Regions from separate parts of the Mus musculus genome. Here region 2 is linked to region 1. Evidence: chromatin loops called from intact Hi-C (ENCODE). Cell type or tissue: left cerebral cortex. All regions are shown on one strand. Each heading gives the region's core, and the rest is flanking DNA. Links, peaks and the distances in the headings are about the cores only.

Evidence for each region. Hi-C counts contacts between places; a loop is a spot of excess contacts. Peaks named below come from ENCODE experiments on the same cell type or tissue, not always from the same donor. Only the 100,000 strongest peaks of a DNase experiment are listed, where the experiment ranks them.
Region 2: it touches region 1 in a loop (2.4-fold over the local background); 2 of 42 quality-filtered maps call a loop at or near these places.

The regions. Positions count from the first base shown.
Region 1 is chr13:58,538,364-58,548,568 of GRCm38, forward strand. It overlaps Gm38494 (a long non-coding RNA gene), which reads right to left and starts at 8,114. Exons shown (of 3, transcript XR_382518.4): 1 at 7,721-8,114; 2 at 7,056-7,259; 3 at 6,608-6,854. It also overlaps the pseudogene Gm3131. In left cerebral cortex, for the core only: a CTCF peak has its summit at 5,002 (motif pointing left); DNase peaks (open chromatin) are centred at 5,000 and 5,844.
Region 2 is chr13:58,459,797-58,470,001 of GRCm38, forward strand. No RefSeq gene overlaps it. Among named protein-coding and RNA genes, the nearest start is that of Gm40966, 13 kb to the right of the region's middle. In left cerebral cortex, for the core only: no CTCF peak of the experiment used is centred there; a DNase peak (open chromatin) is centred at 5,602.

The DNA.
Region 1 (10,205 bases), core at 631-8,630:
CTCTCTTCGAGGATCTTCTTTTGAAGGTTTAGATGTAGAACGGAAAGGGAAGGATGCTGGAGAGACAAAGGGGGCTACTGGATAGGGAGCTGGTGAGTGAAAGGTAAATGGTAGAGGAAATGCCCCTTAGTTCCCTGCTTTTCCCCAGCCAGTCTGCTAACGAGGCTGTCAGACCTCATTGGCTCTCAGGCTATTGCACATTCCAGGCAAGCACTAAGCCCCTGCGCTACATTCCCAGGCCTGGCTGGATCTTTTACACAGAGTTTGTGGACTACTGTGTAGTTAAGGGCTATGTGTCTACCAGCTGTGCAGTAAGTCCCTTCTCTTCTGTTCAGCACTCAGAAGAGCTCTATCACTCCATGTTTCCCATGTGGGGCCTGGGAGGCTTCTTGATTCTCCTCTTTACCTGGTAGGGACAGGGGAAAGCTTTCAGAGGGCAGACAGCATTATGTTTTCTCTGTGCCTTTTTCATTCTGAAGAAGCGAACAATCTAATGTGAACTGTCATGGCTGACAAGATCACTGGATCATACTCTGGTGGCCCGATGGTGTGAATACTCAAAAGGGTCTCATTTGATGTCTCAGTGTCACCTGCAGGGAGTCCTTGTCACAGAGTCCTATGCCACCAGAGTGAGGAAAGATTGAATAGATGGACGGGAAGATGAGACCAAAGCGCTTGGTTGCGGTTTGGTTGGGCTGGCAATTTCCACCTTGCAACTGCAGCTCACACAGGTACTTAGATCAGGCTCCTCCAGGGAGGATCAAGTACATTCCAGTTTCTGAAGGATTTGCATGTGTAAGCCCGGCATTATCACTGTGGCTTGTGAGTATTAAAAGAGAAGGCAGAATCCTGGATCATCTCCCGTGAGGAGCTTTGCAGGATAGAGACTACAAAAGACTACATGATACCCAGGGCTGACTTTCCTAGCTCCGACTTCAGGTTTTATCTCACAGATACGGAATGCAGAGGCCCCTGGATGCTGTGCTGTTCTGACTGACCATGAGACGAGGCACGTCCCTGCGCATTGCCCTGCCTTTGGCTGTTGGGCTCATACTTACCGGTCTGCTTTGTGTTACTTACTTATGCTGTAGATTTTGAATCAGGATACTGGCCTAAACATTCAGAGTCTGGAGAATAATTTGTCAATTTGAAGTTATTTTCTATCCCTATAGAGCAGCCTGCCACCCCTCCTAGTTCAGCAGGCAATTTTAGCCTGACTAATGGGAACGACTAACTGTTCAGCGTCTCCTGATGTAGTCGTGATATGAAGCATAATACAATTTTTCCTGATGTACTCTAGTGAATACATATTATAATTTAATCCTTCAGGTATACTTTCCAGTGTGCAGATAATATGATAATGAGAGAATAAGCTTGATGGCAGAGCCTAGGGAGGCAAGGAGGCAAATAAAAGCCAAGGGCGGGCCTTCAGCTGGACTACTGGCATAGTCTCCTTTAAGGGCTACTGTTGTATGATAAAGGATCGCAGGTTGTATTTATATATTTGTGTATACTCACAAATGCATTTAGATGCATATATACACACATATATGTAGTGTATGCACATGCATAACATAATTATGTGTGCACCCATGTGTGTATCAATAATAATCAGAGGGAAGAAGAGGCTATTGCTTTGAGAATTGGGGCGGGGTGTCATGGAATGAGCTGAAGAGAGGAGACTTGAAAGGGGCCAAAGGGAGGAAATGGAAGTGATGTAATTATATTTTAATGACCATGTATAAAAATAAGGTGATAAATAGGAATGCTGTAGATGGAAGGCAACAGCTTTAAAGAGCACATTGTCCTGGACTGAACGCTGAGTTAGCTAAACTCGAAACTGAGGACAATGAGGAAGATGTGCAAGGTCTCAGCAGAAAATGAGCAGACATGAGAAGAGACGTCATCCCAGACACGGCTGTATGGCTGTGTGTAACCTAGTCATGTAGATAAATATGTACCGAGTAAGAGTGTGGAACCTTCCATGCAGGGATGTCATAGGGAACAAGACATCTTAATTTTTCTGTCTTACCAAAGGTCATTTTTCTTTTCTTTTTCTAAAGATGTATTTATTTATTTTATGTATATGAGTACACTGTAGCTGTCTTCAGACACACCAGAAAAAAAAGGCATTGGATCCCATTACGGATAGTTGTGAGTCACCATATGGTTGCTGGGATTTGAACTCAGGACTTCTGGAAGAGCAGCCAGTGCTCTTAACCACTGAACCATACAGAGGCCATCAGTGGGCAGCAGTGATGAAGGGAAGCCGTGACGCTAGCTCAGACCTGTGCTCACGCACACAGAGGACTGTGAACACGTCTGAGTGCACACCTCAGGAGGAGCCCCATGGAGACCCTGACCCATCAGCCGCACAGCCTCACTTCTTTCAATCTGAGTCCAGACGAGAGGAGTTTGGTGAGTGTTGTAATGGAACTGAATGGGCACCGGACTTCCTCCTGAGGCTGAAAAGGAGGGAGGGAGGCCAAGGATTCTCTGTTCAGGACATGCTGAACGCTCTGGGGAAGAGCTGAACTCGGGATCTTGATAGTGCTGCTGCTATCTGGTAAATCCCTTGGGCTAAGATTATGGAGTAAAGGATAAACAGACTACACATTTTTCCCTGGACACACCCAAACAGCAAATGAAATTTACACCTTGGCATAACTGCCAGAGAGTCCTGTGTTCTAGCCAGTGACTGCTGTACATGGATACATGTTTTTGTTTTTGTTTTGTGGTTTTTCAAGACAGGGTTTCTCTGTGTAGCCCTGGTGTCCTGAAACTCACTCTGTAGATCAGGCTGGCCTCAAACTCAGAAATCCACCTGCCTCTGCCTCCCGAGTGCTGGGATTAAAGGCATATGCCACCACTGCCCGGCACATATATACATGTACACACATGCACACACACATGCAGGAGTGCATGTGCCCACATACACACACACACATATGAGTGAACACACATGCATACAAACACACGCAGACATACACACATGAGTGCACACACATGCACACACATGACTCTGCAGGGAGGCACTTCTACTTGTCTCTTGTATGGTTGGTTGGCATCACATCCTCTGGTATTCAATACTGTTTATATTGACAATTTATCATGGTGATATTATGGCGACCTTTGTGTTGCCACTACATCAAGATGTTAAATGTATTAGTTTGCACCTCACAGGGTTTTTGTACGTCTGGTAAAGTCATTGGATTTGATCTGAGAAAAGTGGCTTTTTCTTCGGATAAATTTAGACAAGATCTGGGAAACCAAGGAGAAACCCGTCTGTATATGTAAAGGGTTAAGAGCAAGAGGTGGTGAGGTTTGGTGTCTGTCAATAATGAAAACATTGATTAAAAAAAACATTTCTTCTGGCTGACTCTGTAAAGAGTGAGTCTTTTCTACCAGATGGTGTGGTCTGATGTTTAAACCACATGGCATCGACTCAGTGACTCACTTTTATGCCCAGTACAATAATATGTCCCAGTGACAGACATATTCAGAAAAACGTAACACTAGATAATTCCACTGCTGTGCATCACATAGAGAACTCACACAGACCCCAGAGTGTCCTCTTGTCACAGTCGATCAGACATGGAGGGGCTGGCTACTGCCAACTGGGACACAGCTCCCTTTATTGCTTTTTAAAAACTGATCTGGGGCTGGAGAGATGGCTCAGTGGTTAAGAGCACTGACTACTCTTCCAGAGGTCTTGAGTTCAAATCCCAGCAACCACTTGGTGGCTCACAACCATCTGTAATGAGATCTGATACCTTCTTCTGGTGTGTCTGAAGACAGTTACAGTGAATTTATATATAATAAAATACATCTTTAAGAAAAGAAAATAAAAACTGTATGCGGTAGGAATGCAAACTGCGAAGATCCCCAGAGAAACCTCTCTCTTTGCACAGTGGCTTCCCCGGGGCTGCTCATTTAGAGGCCATGGGCTTGCTCCGTCGGGTAAGAGCTGTCTTACTTTATAGTCACGTGTTGGAGAGGAGCCCTCAGGGTGTCCAGAGTCTCTCATTACCCAGGTGAGGGCTGTGATCTGAGGCCCTTTTCTGCAGGGCTTAAAGCTGGATCACTTGGGGGCTTTTTTCTATGGTTTGAGTGTTTCTTCTGCTGAAGCCACAGCGCTCCTTGGACAGGGTGTCTGTCACACAGCCTCTCACAGAGGCAACAAACTGTCACGTAGCACAAGCTGCCACTGACATTTTTCCTTCCCCAACCCTGGTTTTCTGGCCTTTAGGGTAAAGAATTGTGACATGTTAAATAGACCACTGAAGTTCCCAAGAGACAAAAAAAAAAAAACAAAAAAAACTGAGCATCCATTCTGAACTAATTTGCTGAGTCATTTTAGGCACATTTATCTGCTCCGCTGTAACAGTTTCTTCTTTGGGGTGGGGGCTGCGGGGGTGGGGCTGGGGCGGGGACGACAACGACAGATAAGGCTACTATCTAACTATAGAGTAACTCACGGCTCTATAAGACTGTAGAAAGCTAAGAAGTTGTTTAAATTCCCTCATGTTTAAGTATTTGCCGTTGCGGAGAAAGAAATGGGGAAGGCAGCTCTGGGGCGAGGAGACTGGTAGGAACCAGAACGCATTTGGAGATATTTCCCCTCTTTATGAGGAAACATACATAATAAGAGAGTTCTGGGGATCTCAGAGAGTGGCTTGAAGCTTTCAGAGTTTCAGGATCCCTTCCTACACTGGAAAACTGGATTCATGCGGTTAGTCACTGGTGTTGGAATGAGACCATAGTCGAATGTGAAGGTTGGTAGTTGGGTTCCACTGTCTCGCATCTGAGCCAGGCAATTAGACAAAAGAATGGTGTTTACAGGATTTGGGGCATCAACTTGATTTGGGGCCCGATATTGGTTGGGGTGTTATTAATTTGTTATTTTGGGGGTCAGATGTCAGTCAGGCCTAAGACCAGGATAAAGGCGGTGCTCCCTGTGAAGTTATATGGCATGGCCCTCCCTGGGGTCAGTCTGCCCTCTTGTGGCCAGCTGTGGGCCTTGCCGCTGAGCACCATCTGTGCAGGCTCCTTGTTTCCGGTGGCCCTGGAGCTGGATGTGCCTGCTTTTTCCTTTCTACAGCTTAAACCTGACCTTTGTGAACGTCACCAAAGGTCTGTCAGCCATGAATCATGTTTTACCATGGTTCTCGGCGTCTGCCTGTGCCAGATCATTAGGCTTGGAAGCATTAAGTAACTTGCAATGAGGCTACTTAGTGGAACTGGGGTGCGAACCCTGGCCAGCGGACTCCTAGTGACCTTTCTACCCTTAGTACATGAAATGAAGAAGGAACACTTCCACCAAGCTCACAGGGCGCACCATCAGACTCAATATAATGATATAAGAGCAATTTCATAATGAGAGTATTTGCCCTCCCTCACCTAACTATAAATAAAATCACTATTTCAAAAATTACAGATTGCCCCCCCCCCCCGTCTGTCCTTCCTCGGCCCACAAAGCTGCTGACTTAGCAGATGGCTGGGGGATAACATTTCGACAAACACTGGGCTAGCAGTGCTAGCTAACTGCCCTAGGTCTAATATTTCAAAGTGCAGTTAGCTTGAGGACCGTATAGAAGCAGGTATTTGAAAAGATGGAGTTTTCTCTAAAGACTTGATTTTCCAGGCTGCGGAGTTGATCAGCGCCCTCTTTCTCTCCTCACCAATCTTTGTAAGGCCCTGGGACTGGATGCACACAACTAAGCATGAAGTTAAAGCGGGGTGATTCGATGAGGTGCTTTTAGCCTCTAAGTAGCTCTGGCCTCATGACATGCCCGGAACCAATGGGCATGGAGAGAACTTCCCTTCTCACCATAGCAACTGGTGCAAGCTAGTCTCCCTCTCTCTGTTTCCAGGCAGGGACTCTATACAGAGTCTATCTGTATCCTAGCAACGGGAGGATGCTACAGTTGGCTTTGGTTCCCAAATGCCCTGGAAACAAGGCTTTTCCTTCCAATCCCCCAACCCCTTTCCTTCTGTTGGTTCTCAGGTGCGGGAGCCCTTGAAGTCCTTAAAGAAGCAAGGTGGGAGGGGTTAGCCATGTTGGAGGCAGGTGTGAGGAAGTTCAGCCAGCAGGAAATGGGAAGTTTGAGCCTGGGGGAAGGGAGTGAACTGTATTCACAGAGGCAGCTTGGGAACTACTAAGTCAGGGGTGAACTGCAAGTTCTTTACTCTGTGGAATATCAGGATTTAACCCTACCTTGTCTGTGATTATAGAAGATGAAGAGTCATTGCTGCTGATCCCTGAAGTTTACTGGACAGACACATCTGTGAACCTAGTGTTCTGAATTCACTTAATCTTTAAGGCTAATTCTGTAAGGTAGAGAAATGACAGACAGACAGACAGACAGATGGGAGATAGTGAGATAGACTGACTGATAGATAAGCATCAGATGCTAATTAGGTCAGTAAAATAAAACTGAAAAGCCCACAAACTCTAACAAGTGGAACTTAATTATGTGCTAGAAGTGGCCTGTCTATCTAATGGAGGTGCGGATGAAGATTAGAGCTGAATGTTCTGGAAGATGAACTACAGATGGCTCATACACACACACAAAGACAGGGATGTATAACCTCACTTAACTAGAGAAGTTTAAATTAAAGCCACACCGCAGCACTTTTTCCTTTGTGTTAGTAAAATCTTGGCACTCGACTGAATCTTCATGGAGAGCATTGTCCTTTTGAAACAGCAAGTGACTGTGTCCTACGTTTCAGTAGCTCCATTTCCACAACGTCCCCAAAAGGTGTACTCACATGTGTGAAGTTGACAGCAGGGTGTGTGAAGGGTGCAGGAGGGTCCTCTAGACATCTATAGACAGGAGTCTGCTTGTGTGTTCCTTAGACAGGAGAGTGTGGGGAGTCAGATATTACAGAGCCCAGGGGCTGAGACAATGTCATCCCTGAGCCCAGATATCCAAAAAGGCAGAGAAGAGGCAAGCATGAGGCTGTGGATGTCATGAATCTCAGGAGTCACCTGACCAGGGGTACAGCTGGGGGTAACCAGGGGAACAAGCTGAGGATCTTGGATGATTAACTACCTTGTTGTTCTCTGTGTCAGATGAGGTGGTGAGGCCATTGCCCTAGAGTATCAGCTGGTCACCTCCTCACACGACGACGAGCTCACTACAGAAAGCACGACCTGGAGATTCAGTTTCTGTCTCCAGTCTTCACACTTGCACTGGGCCTCAGCGTGAGCTCTGCTGATCCACTGACAGGGTGACGTGTGCAGAGGCCGTTGGCTGCTGCTCCGTTTTGTGTTCATTTTGTGGAAATAAACCAAATAGACGAGTTATAAACAAATCATTAAAAAAGACAGATGCTGTGTTCAAAATCATGAAAAAGGTCTTTTTCACTACTGAAAGATAATGAAAGTTATCGTTAATTAGCAAAGAGCCCAGGATGTATCATTGAAGGATCCAGCAGGGTTGGAAGTTGCTGCCCTGCAGGACCAGCGGATCACCCTGCGTATGCGGTAAGCTGCAGGGCAGGGGTAGGACATAATGTTCTATATCTACTACGTGATGATGAAATTGCTAGCCCTCTCAAGGACCTGACTGCACACCACCCACCCTGTGGCTGCCATCACAGTGGTGAGGTCTGTGTGAACTAGGATCTTTCCCGCTGAGGGTGAGGAGTGGGGCCACTCAGACCAGAGGAAGATGCTAGAAAAGCCAGCGGTGACAGCTCTGAGCTCCGTGCTCACCTCCCAGCACAAGGCCTCCCTCGCCAACAGGGTGGATGCTGTGATGACGCTTAGCTGAGCTGCTAAAGCTTAACATGGTTTGCATCAAGAAGGTGCAGCCCTAGGGGTGGAGCCCTAGGGGAGTCTTAGCTGGTGGCTGGCGTCCTGGTCAGGAACACTTTCTCTTCTGCTAAGTTTGAGACGCGGCCCAAGGAGTCTAAGAACGCCAAGATTGCCCTCTTAAATGTTGAGCTGGAGCTGAAAGCAGAGAAAGATAATGCTGAAATCAGAGTCCACACAGTGGAGGATTACCAGGCAGTTGCTGAGCATCGCAGAACATTCTCTACGATGAAGTTAGAGCCAACGTCATCTTCTCTAGACTCCCTACTGGGGATGTGGCCACCCAGCGCTTTGCTGATGAGGACGTGTTCTGAACTGGCTTACAAAGTTGTTATGAAAACAGCCGAGCTTCTCCTCCAGCGCAGTTGTAGGAGCACAGCTCAAGGGCTTTAGGAAGTCCCCTCAGAGCCTGGTCCTCACAGACCCACTGGGGCTCGGTTTCTGTGAGGTAGCACCTGGCTGTTGTGTCTGGGTGGCATCTACACTACACACTGAGCAGGAATGTTTGCATAAACCCGTAACACAAGGCAAGTGGCCTTCTGTCAAATACCTGTATTGCTGATAAGGAGAAGGTGTTCAAGAAATTCATTTCCAGGGCTGGAGAGATGGCTCAGCGGTTAAGAGCACTGACTGCTCTTCCTAGAGGTCCTGAGTTCAATTCCCAGCAACCACATGGTGGCTCACAACCATCTGTAATGGAATCTGATGCCCTCTTCAGGTGTGTCTGAAGACAGCAACGGTGTACTCATATACATTAAATAAATGGATACATTTTTTAGAATTAAATTTTATTTTACTTTTTTACTTATTCACTTTACATCCCATTCACTGCCCCCTTCCTGGTCACCTCCCCACCTCCCCTTCTCTTGGCAGGTAGAGGTGACAGATCCCTGTGAGTGTGAGGCTAGGCGTGGTGTACATAGGAACTCCTTGGTGAAACTCAGAGAGAGAGAGAGAGAGAGAGAGAGAGAGAGAGAGAGAGAGAGAGAGAGCGCTTTCCAGTTGGTTCTTGACTCCTGGCATTCAGGAGTTAGAGGCGGGTGGATCATACTGAGTTCTAGGCCAGCCAGGGCTACATGGTAAGACCCTGTCTAAAACACAATTTAGGCTGGAGAGATGATCAATACTTAAGAGCCCTGGCTGCTATATTAAAAGAACTGGATTCACTTCCTAGCAACCATTTGTAACTACAGTCCCAGGGGACCCGATGCCTTCTTCTGATGTCTGTGGGTACTGTATGCAAATGGTGCTCCAATGTACATCCAGGAAAAAAAAACCATATAAAATTTAAGAATGTGAGAAAAAGATTAATTTCATCTTAATGTTGTCTAGAGGATCAGGAAAGGGCAGAGCGACCCCCACTCTTACTGGTTTAATAGGAGTCTGATTGGATTCTTTGTGAATACTTCAGCAGCAGCGTTTGAGTAAACAAATCCCTGAGTGAGTATCCAGCTGCAGCCTCCCTGAGCTCATAGCATCCTTCACCTCTCTCTACTTGGAGGACGCCATAGTCTGTTGCCATGGAAATAGTAGTCAAGTCACACTGCGACAAAAGATCTCTCCTGGGTCCTAAGGAACAAATTGTTTTCTTCTGTTTGGTTCGGTATCCATGGAAACGTGCACCTCCTGGACATTCTGCTTCCATGGCAGACTTTGATGAATAGACGATAGGAAAGTAAGTATCTCTCTGCCGTTTGAGATGTTCTTGTCAGGTAGGTATAGGGTAGGCATAGGGCTCTGGCTCTCTCTCTCTCTCTTTCTCTCTCTCTCTCCCTCTCCCTCCCTCCTCCCCCCTCCTTCTTTCTCTCTCACTCTTGCTGTCTCTGTCTCCCCTTTCTTACTGTGGAGTCTCACTGTATAGCCCAGGCTGACTTCCACAGCATGATCCTCCTGCCTCAGCCTTTCAATGGGGTCATAGGCTTGTAGGTTGTGTCTGACTGGATGCTTCCAACGAGACACACATGTTATAGAACTAGCCCATTTTCCAGATAAGCAGGAACCTTTTTCCCCCCTTTCACAATAACCGAATATCACAATTTTGAGCTGGCGGCACGCTGACACGCAGGCTGCGTGTGGGAGGAAGAGTAATCTGTTTGGGAGCAGAGCTCAGTGGGCATGCACTGCCGTTTCTATACTACATTCAAACATCTGGTTTTCACATTTCTTTCCCACATCCACTAATGTTCTTGTACCATAGCCATATAAAGTCAAAAGCCAAAGGATTTTGTTTCTCAGAGTTTATTATAAATTGTCATTAGGTGGGAGACAGTTTCCATGTCCCCTCCAGCCTGGAGGGACCTTGTGGCATTCTGTCTTGCTCTTTTTGGAGGCTCTTCATCACTGGTTGTCTTAATTTGCTTTCTGTTCCTGTGATAAACACTGACCA
Region 2 (10,205 bases), core at 1,288-9,287, 78 kb before region 1:
AGGAAAACAACAACATTTATTTTTCTTTCTAACAGAGACACCTGAGTTCTACTATCCCCTCATTTGACCCTTTGTCCCTCCAGGGTAGTCAGTGTCCTCCCTGAATGGTCACTTTCAGGGCCTTCTCAGGAGCCATAATGTAGCTTTGGGTTGTGTTGTGTGTGCCAGACATGAGCTTTTGTGAGTGGAGACAGTGACCAGGGTGTTGGCCCCAGAGGCCCAGAACTTGTTTTCCTGACCTGTCCCCAATGTCAACCAGCCTTGTGGTCATTTGTTACCTGCTAAGAAGCTAGAAGGAGATACACACAGCTGGTGGACTCCTGGGACGTGTAATGTGCCCAGCCCTCTGGTAAATTCATTAGCCAGTATAAGGCAGGAACAGCATTTTCTCTCCAGTGGTTTCTTGTCCCCAGAAAGTTATTATTTACCCAGGTACACTCAGTGACTCACAAATTGTCAGCATCTTTCAAACATTACCTCCTCTGTCCACATCGACTCAGCCCATGGCCTCTACTTACACTTTGGATTTTTGCTACCTGTGTACCAAATGCCACCCAGTCAGTTGCCAGCCCTTACACACAGTTCACACTGGAGTCATGATGAACAGAAAGACATTTTATTTTTAAAAATAGGTAACACAGCATCGTTAGGAGGGGGTCACAAAGACATCTACATGAAAGTAAATTATTGTTTTTTTTAAAGGATCATTTAAATTTTAATATTGTTCCTTTTGATTGGAAATGTAACTGCATACATTTATGGGACACAATGAAATATTTTTATAAGGCTAGACAATTTAGCATGATTAAAGCAGTCTATTTAACATATTCATCAACTCTACAATTTTTTTCTGGTGAGACATTGAAATGTATTGTCAGGGATTTTGGAATATATAATATATTGTTATTTAAGTAAAGGCAATTTACTGCTCAGGGCAAATTTGCAGAGCAGTTGAAAGAAACCCCAGGGCCTATCACAAGGATCTCTAGACAGTTACCACAGATATGAACCTTAAAATGGTATGTCAATCTCTTTTCCTATGGTTTGCTGAGGTTTCAAGCCTAGAGCTCATCCAGTTTGCTGTTTGTCTCTTTTTGTCTGGACTGATTTTCTTCCTGAGCATGGCTCGTCATCTTCTGTGTTCTGCCGCTGTCTGCTCTCACAGAATCTTCCCTGTGCTCTTAGACACTTTGAGATTCTTTTTCTCTCTCTCCTGATTTTCTGCCTTGCTAGCCTGTTCCCCCTCTCCTTCCCCTCTTTCCTTCCTTCCTTCCTTCCTTCCTTCCTTCCTTCCTTCCTTCCTTCCTTCTTTCCTTCCTCCTCTCCTTCCTTCCTTCCTCCCTTCCTTCTGTCCTTCCTTCCTTCTTTCCTTTGTTCCCTGTTTGGTCTTTCTTTTCTTGCTACAACAGATTGACTCAAACTTGTTGGTTAACGTGGCTGAAGGGCTGTGTGTGTGTGTGTGTGTGTGTGTGTGTGTGTGTGTGTATGTGTGTATGTGTGTGTGTGTGTGTGTTACTCTCCTACTTGAGGCCACAGTCTGTCTCCTTGGTTCTCCCTGAAGCTTTCCTTTATTTCTTTAATTCATTGGTAATTGAGCTATTAAATTGTTTAAATGAAAATGTCAGACATCTTTGGTTAAAAGCTGTCAAAGTTTCAAGATAGCAGAAGCCTTCAGCTAAAGCCCTTTCCCCCGTTTGTTTTATGCCCGGCATGTTAGGGACTTCTCATCCTGCTTGCTTTTCAGACATCTTTTCCTAATGGCTAACCTATCTCCACGGCATCCTGTACATCATCTGCACTGCAAGTTAGAGAGATAAAGTCAGTCTTAGAAGTCAGTATACAAAACAAAGAGCGTAAAGGTTTCATTTATTCTATGGACTGTAGCTAGAGAGAAAAAGCCTGTATTTGTGTTTTTCTCGGAAGCCAAAGAATTTTTCTATTCTGAATTATTCTAGTAATTCAGTACCAAAGTGGTCCTTCATAGTCCTCAACACAAACAAGTGGAGAAGACTCAAACACTCGAGTAAAATGTCCCCAGGAAAGTGAAGTTACAGAATTGAGTTTTCACATAAGAATTTTTACTTATAATATCTCGTTAGTGTTTTCTCCTGTCTTCTGTCATATCACTGAACACGAAAAATCCCAATTATAAAAATAGCATCTCAAAAATATAACCCACTGATAGTAAATATTTAAAAAGTATAAAGCAGGGACCAGCATGATGGCCCAGTGGATAGAGACGTGGTTGCCTGTGCCTGACGACTTGACTTTGATCCTCCACACACGTGGAGCCGACTCACAAAGTCTTCTTCTGAAGTCCACACTCATGCTGCATTGTGTGCCATGCCCCCGACAGAGTGCGTACACACAACATGTTCACCCATAAATACGCACATGGAAAAGTTTATAGCAGAATAAGGAGTCTGTAGACAACCTAAAGCCTTTTTCTCCCTTAGCGTATACAGTACATGCATGTGCCATTATGATATTTTCCATAAAATTTAATGGCTCCATGAAATCACAGCTTTGTGCACTGTGATTTATTTACCTGCCATTCAATATTTGAGTCATTACCAATTTGGGATTGTTGGTAACTCCGCCTGTGCAAACATAATGACACAGAATTCTACATATGCTTTGGGTTATTTTCTAACATTCTTATGAATAGAACTGAGATGTCAAAGTGAGCACATGTTAAGGCTCCGTGAAGGATGCCACATTGCCTTCTAGAAAGGCTGAGAACCAGGACTCTTTCTTTACCTTGGTTCCAAACAGCGTGACTCCACTGTCCCCGTAAGCTTGCTGCTGAATAAAGAGAACGCTAAGGCTTCTCCTCTATCAGCAGTGTGACCTCCCTGTCCCCACACTTTCCTCTGTGGGTTTCAGCACAGGAGTTTCTTGAAAGACTCGTTAATGGTTAAGATCTCAAGAGCGTCTGGATTACGTGGAGACCTTTCCTTACTGTCTCCACCAATCCTGGACTGTTGTGTGAAGACCCTCCCTTCCTCACCGGAAGTCCCACCTAAAACCAACCTTGAACTTTCAGTGTTCGTGATTCCCAATGCTGCTGTCTCCTATGCTAGATGCAAAGCTGCAGAGCTGGTGTGCTCTTCTCTCAGGAAGCCTCAAGCTAAGCTTGCTCTAGCACGCTGTATTGGTGACAATCCATGCACCTTACAGGGTACAATACCTCCTTTGGGGATGGAGGGCTTGCAAATGGCACTAACCTGCTCCTGAGCTAGACCCTCTATGGAAACCCAGTCAGGTATGTTTGAGGCATAACGAAGATTAGTGAGGCAGGGTAGAGTGACAGTTTCCTGTAATTCCCTAATCTTAGCATGGGGGTTGGGGTGGGGGTGGGGAACAATGGGGAGTGGGGAGGAGGGGGCTTAGGCAAAGGCTAACCTGTGCTACATACCGGGATCCTTCTAGAAAAAAAAAAAACAGGGAGAGAGCAGGGATGGCAGGAGAGAGGGTAAGGAAAAAAGAGAGATAGGGAGAGAGGGAAGGGGAGAAGAGAGGGAAAGGGAGAGGAGAGGAAGGAGTGGAATCTACAGAATACCATCTAACCCTTCTACCAGGCACTTTCTGGGTTATGCCTGCTGTCCTGATTCAGTCATTAGCAACCTTGTCCTCCCTGGTGTTGGCATGCGTTCCACGGAGTTCTTCACTAGTCATCAGACCCCATTATGACCCCGTCCATCTTGTGCTCCATAATATTGTCATGAATGCTTTATCATCAACCAACAAAGTTCTCGGTTATTAACCTGTCTCCTGGCCAAGCCCTGGGTGGCGAGTTTTGTGTGCACTTTTCACAGTCCTCTGGGCAAAGAGTATTTTACAGCTATCTTACAGGTCTACTCTTGCTGAGCACTGCTGAGGACCGGCCTCAGTTGGCCCCTCTCAATCCGCAGGAAATTAGGGTTTCGGACAGGTGGGCAAGGAGTTGGTGCAGATGGGTGACAAACAAATATGGACACAAGGGAGTGTGCTGTATCTGAATGTAATTTGTCAAATCGAGCTTCAAACTTTTAATACAGAAGAAAATAGGGAAGTTAGGTGACATGTCAGCAAGGTACAATGAGGTTACCGGATGCTTAATGACTCTAACACAAAACAGGAATGCAAACGTAAAGACTGGCAGGAACTGGGCAATAAAACAACTGAGACAATGTCAGCTCTATCTAAGGTCAGCTATATTCTTAGAAGCCAGGTGTGAGGTCTTTACACACCCGGGGCAAGGGCTTTCACGCCCAAGCCATAGTTGTAATTTGAGAGTTCTCTCTAGCTAAGCTTCTCATGAATAATGCAATATTCTAGTTCCCCCTCAAATCACAGCCTGATCTACTTCCTAAACCATTGTAAATTCCTGTATATGGGAGTGACTTGGCTTTTATTCTGAGTGATTGTGTGGGGGTACTTTCTACTAATAAGTAATGTAGTCTGCCATACATAACTATAATAAGAATTCTAAACTTACTTTGCTAAGCTTGCCCTGAGATTTCTAACTCTATGTAGTAGATAGTAATGCCTGATTTTTTCACTATCTCTCTTACAATACTAGAGACAATTCTGAATGTCATTGAATAGGCAACATTCTTACTGAATTCCAAGCCTAGGGTTGGCTCAAGGACTACCTAGGGTATTGGTGAAAGCCAGGAAGCAAAGTTTGATTTTGCTTAGGTATTTGGCAAGTCATTGTTTGGAGGCACCTATAATAAAACAATACTGAAAGAAAGCACACAGATCCATTCACAAGGACAAGTTTGGAGCATTTGTTATACAGGATGCCAAGGTTCCAGGAGACTAAGTTTCCGTGAAACTCTTTGCCTCAGGACTGCTTTCAGGTTTCTAGGCCTGTCATGCGAGTCACTATTGGAGTGGTTGTAACACAGAATATATTGCTTTAAATGCTGGGTGACGGCAATGCCTGTGTCCATGGGGGGCATTTGGCAGCCATTCCTGTGGGTGATATGGGAGAGGTGACAACATGGCGCTGATGGGTAGCTCATCCCACACAGAGAGGCTTAGGAGGAGTGACACTTTTAGACACGTATATGAATGCCCCCAAATGCTGATGACACTCAGTGCTAGAATCCAATGAGTGCTGGAGTTTCAGAGTCACTCTGTTGTACAAAGATGTGAGGCCGGGGGTTTCTGCTGTCTACGATGGAAAAGACTTCAGTTACTAATCTCTAGACTTGAATTTTAAAATGTCTGTTATATCAGTAGCACTCTCAGAAGAATCATGGGATAAATCCCCAGCCTCTTCAGTTTGGATTCTTTTCTTTCTTTCTTTTTTTTTTTCTTTTCTTTTCTTTTCTTTTTTTTTTTTTAAATGTGGAGCTAGCCTTTTGAATTTCCTTGAGAAAAAATTAAAAAATTAGATTTCAATGTAGCTGGAAGGAAGTGGATACAACAGACAACACATTTGTGTGGATGGTAACGAAGCATTCACCTATAGATTTGTGTGGATGGTAACGAAGCATTCACCTATAGATTTGTGTGGATGGTAACGAAGCATTCACCTATAGGAGCATACTGTCAGTGCTGTTCCATGATTTACTTGGTATTTGGAAGGAAAAGCGTTGTCATGGCAACACTGCAACAAACAATGAGGAATGGAACGGCATACAGATGAATCACAGCTATACGTGAGGCAGAGAAGCAAGTGTTCCTTTAGGGTTGTCACAAGCTTAGTAGGCACAGAAAATGTTTTAACGAGGCATTCTTATTATTTTCCATGAGAAACAAACAAGCAAACAAACAAAGGGAGTATGTGGAGGGGTGAGGGATGTGATTAGACTTATTTCTACACTATTACCATAGCAGGGCATGAGGCTGTTGCTATAGCCTCATCTAATGGGATTCCAGCCTATTTACAGAATAGAGGTGTCTTCAGATGAGCTGTGTTCCACAGTGTGCACACATACACACACATCTATGCATGTGTGTGCACTTACATGCACATATGCACACATACATGCAGACATACATGCACAAACACATATGTACGTATGCGAACACACATGCACACATATGCGTTCAGCGTGGTTGAATCAGGGGCATGAATCTTTTCATTGCAGGGTGTGAGGCAGTGCACACTGACTCTACTAGTGACTGCAGGGGGGTGCTTGCTATGCTGAGCCTCCTCGGAGGGTGGGAATGCTGGAGGTATCCTGCTTGAGGCAATGAATCCGGGTGTCTCTGTGGTTCTCTAAGAAATTTCTCTTTGAGGTCCATTAGAGAGATGCTGTACATGGCTGTTAAGCTGTGTGGTTACATCCTGCTTATGTATGTCCCAGGTCTATACAGTGAATGCTTTTTGTAGATTATACTTTAGGGGAAATGCTGTCTGTTAACAGACTGGACTGTGTGGATGCCATGCCATGCTCCTGACTCAGCATCTGCCCTGGGTGATTCTTAAACTTGAGCCCCCTGAGGATCTGCTAAAATGTAGCCTGCCAGGCCCTGCTTTTGTAGCTTCTCCCTTTGCAAGATCCCAGGAATATTAATGCCTGTGGTCTGGGCTCTGCACCTTGAAAGCCACTGTTTTAGCCAAAATCAAATCTAATAACAATGTGTATGTGGTAAGGGGCAGACAAAAAGGGGCTGGTCAGGTCCTTAGTGGTGTGGCGTGTGCCTAGCAAACCCAGGGTCCTAGGTTCTACCCCCAGCACCACAAAAATAATTTAAAATCATCTTTTTGAAGATTTGGAATGTTGGTATTACAGGGTTTATATGTCTCCCCAAAAGTTCTTATGTTGGAAAGTTAATTTCCAAATTCTTTTCTTAGTGGTATTTGGGGAGATTGGGATTAGATGAGGTCATGGGAGCAAAGCCCCAGAGATGGCTCTGGGGTGTAAGTGGCTGCATGAGAAGGGGGAACCCACACTAGCTGCCCTGTGATGCCTCCACAGTGTTAGGATGCAGAGAGAGGACGTCACCAGACTGCGTACCTCACGTTTTGATTATTCAGTCTCCTGAATGAGCTACAGAAACTCGGCTACAGCTACACCTGGGATTTATATATGACGCATTCCATTTCAGTGACAGAAAATTAAACATTTGGTGTCATGGTTTCTCAATCCAGGGAGGTTTCAGTGGAGGAGACGGATGGAGCTGGGGCTAAAACTAAGTGAGGAAGAGGCTAGGCCCAGGCTCTCATCAGCACACAGGCAGGGGAGGATGGACTGTTTTCTGGATGTTTCTGTAACTGCAGACAGTCGGCGATAGAACTTTAAGAGCGTGCTTTTCAGTGTCTTCATCCTCAAGAAAACCAAATACAAAACCCCTATACTCTCCTCAGGCGAACCCCACTTCATAAGCTCTGCAGTGGGATTCAAATGCACACTAAAGTTGGAGGTATTCTGCTCGGAAAGACAGACTGCCAACATGGGCGGGACTCTGGACTGCAGAGTTTTAGCCTTGCCTCTGCCTTTTGTCAGCCGCAGGGTGCTTACTGGGCCCCAGGCCATGGGATGGAGTTGGGTTACTGATCCACAATTCTTGCCAGCTCTGCGATGCTATCTTTCTGAATCATGGCTTGAGGTACAGACCTTTCTTGCCTTTTTTGGGAGGCTTCTGAGAAGTGGAGTTCCTAGGGCCTCTTGGGTCTTTGAGCTCCGCCCCCCACTCCCTCTTTCTCTCTCCTGTAGGTTGATATGAATTCTGAGGTGCTGAAGGCAGTGCTGCTGAGGCCTTGCCATTCTCCAACCTCTGAAATCCCGTGTTCTCCACGTGTAATCACCAACTACGAGTTCAGCAGTGAGTGGTCCATAGACCGGGTGGGTCATCTCCACTCTGACAGCACTGGGAGTGACAAAGTCCTTGCTGAGGAGCCTCCAGGAAGCTGCTGGGCTGGCTTTGACTTTCCTCCTGGGAAGACCTCAGTACTTAAAGTAGTATCCAGGAACCTCAGGGTACTAAACTCCGTGTACGGAAAGGTGTAGTGCTTGCTTAGAACCCATGTGTGTTTTTCTACATTCCTTAAGTCATCTCTAGACTGCCCACCGTGTCTAATGCAGGATACATGGCATACAGATAACTGTCCTATTAGTTTAAGAAATAAGAAGCAAAGACACAGTCTGTGTATCAATAGATTCACCTCCTCCCATGCATCATGTGCTCTCTCTCTCTCTCTCTCTCTCTCTCTCTCTCTCTCTCTGGTACAGCCTCAGCTTAGAGAGGGGTTCCGGAGAGAAGGGGTGTTTGAGAGCTGTGGAAAAAACAACTTGAAGTCAGTCATGGGGTACAAGCTGACAGCCTGCTTTCTCTCTGGAGGTTTCTGAAGACCAAGGCCCAGTCTTTTATTTACATATCAATTCAGTCATTTACTCCAGGTTCCCTTTTGAGCCATGACTCCAGCCCCCCAGATTCTTTGAAAAAGACAGCAAGCACTTAAAAAAACAAAAAACAAAAACCCAACCAACCAAACAAAAACATTGCAAATGAGTTCAGAGATCTGCCTGCCTTTGTAAGCACAACCAATAAATTAGCTGGGTGGGATCCTGTCCTGAGATCACCATTCCAACCATGCCTGGACCTAAACTTGCTCTGTCCCAGGCTGACCTCGAACTCAGGATCCTGCCTGCCTTTGTATCTTTCTGACACGCTGGCTCATAGTACAGCTGCCTCTGTTCTTTTAGGTTTGTGAAGCCCCTTATACAATTCACATTGCATTCTTATATTTTTCATAGGTGAGAAGTTATATATTTTTGAACTCAAGTTTTCAGAGTTCCTTCTCATGCCTTAAGGGCTGTCCTGAAGCTCACAGCAGCCTCCCATTTTCTTGAGACATTAGACACATCCTTGCCTCCCGGAATCAAATGTCACCGAGTCATTAACATTGGCAGAGAGGACAGTCCCTGATAACCTTGGCAGGGAGAATAGTTCTAGAAGGAGAAACATGGACACACACACACACACACACACACACACACAAGCCTCACATCCCGCAACCATCCATATTCATGGAGGCCCATGCCCTGCTGGCTTTGACTTTGTTCTAGGAGTGGGAACAAGTTATTCTGTTTCTTTCATGCAGGACTTACTTGGTTCTCTCTCTCTCTCCCTCTCTCTCTCTCTCTCTCTCTCTCTCTCTCTCTCTTTCTCTCTCTCATAGATCTCACTATGTAGTCCTGCTGGCTGTATAGATCAAGCTGTCCTCAAATTCACAGAGACCCACTTGCCTAGCCTCTCAGTGCTGGAATTAAAGGTGTGCACCCGCCCCACAATCTGTTCATGTTTAATTGAATCTGAGGGTGCGGAACTATGGATCAAGGCCACACAGAATCCTCCTCCAAACTAGTGAAACCCTGTCTTAAGGAAATTATGAAGCCATATACCATATCGAAGTATTTTCAGACTTGAAACTTGAGTTAATTAATATTAGTTGAGCAGAAAAGATATCTGGTAGCCCAAGCTAATAGGAAAAGCTTCCTGTGGGAATGAATGTTTAATCGACTCGATAAGGTAGATTGTTTTAAAGGGCTTCAGACACATTTGTTTTCATGGTAAACATGTGTGTCTCTCTGTCCGAGGCAGAATTTCACCATGTAGCCTAGGCTGGATTCAAACCCAGAATCAAACTGCCTCTGCCTCCCGAGTGCTGGGATCAAAGGCGTGTGCCCAGATCAAACACATTTTTAAAAAGGACTTATTTAATCTATTTTACATACGAGTATTTTACATACTTTGTATTTTACATACTTTGTCTTCATACACACCCAGAAGATGGCATCGGATCCCATTACAGATGGTTGTGAGGTGGGTGCTGGGAAGTGAACTCAGGGCTCTGAAAAAGCAGTCAGTGCTCTTAACCGCTGAGCCATCTCTCCAGTCCTCAAACACAGTTTCTTAGGGCCAGCTCTCACTGGATCACATTTCATAGTCTCAAAAGAGCCCATCACCCAGATATATTATTAATTTAAACCTGCTTACCCCAAATCTGCCCAAATGAATTAACCAGCCCTCTGACTGTGAGGAGTCTCTTGGCTCCTGGGCCCTGTGGCCTGGAGGAAGCTTTAGCAGTTTCTTTCCTGACATCTGTCCCTGGAGGTTTGGTTTCTACTGAGGCCCCTTGACCTGCACTCTCTGCCCTGCAGCTCTTGGGATGGTCTGTTGGGAAACAAGGGCGGGGCCTCTTGAAGTGAGAAGCATGCGCAGAACCAGCCGGGCTTTCAGGCTGGTTCAGAGGTCAGAGG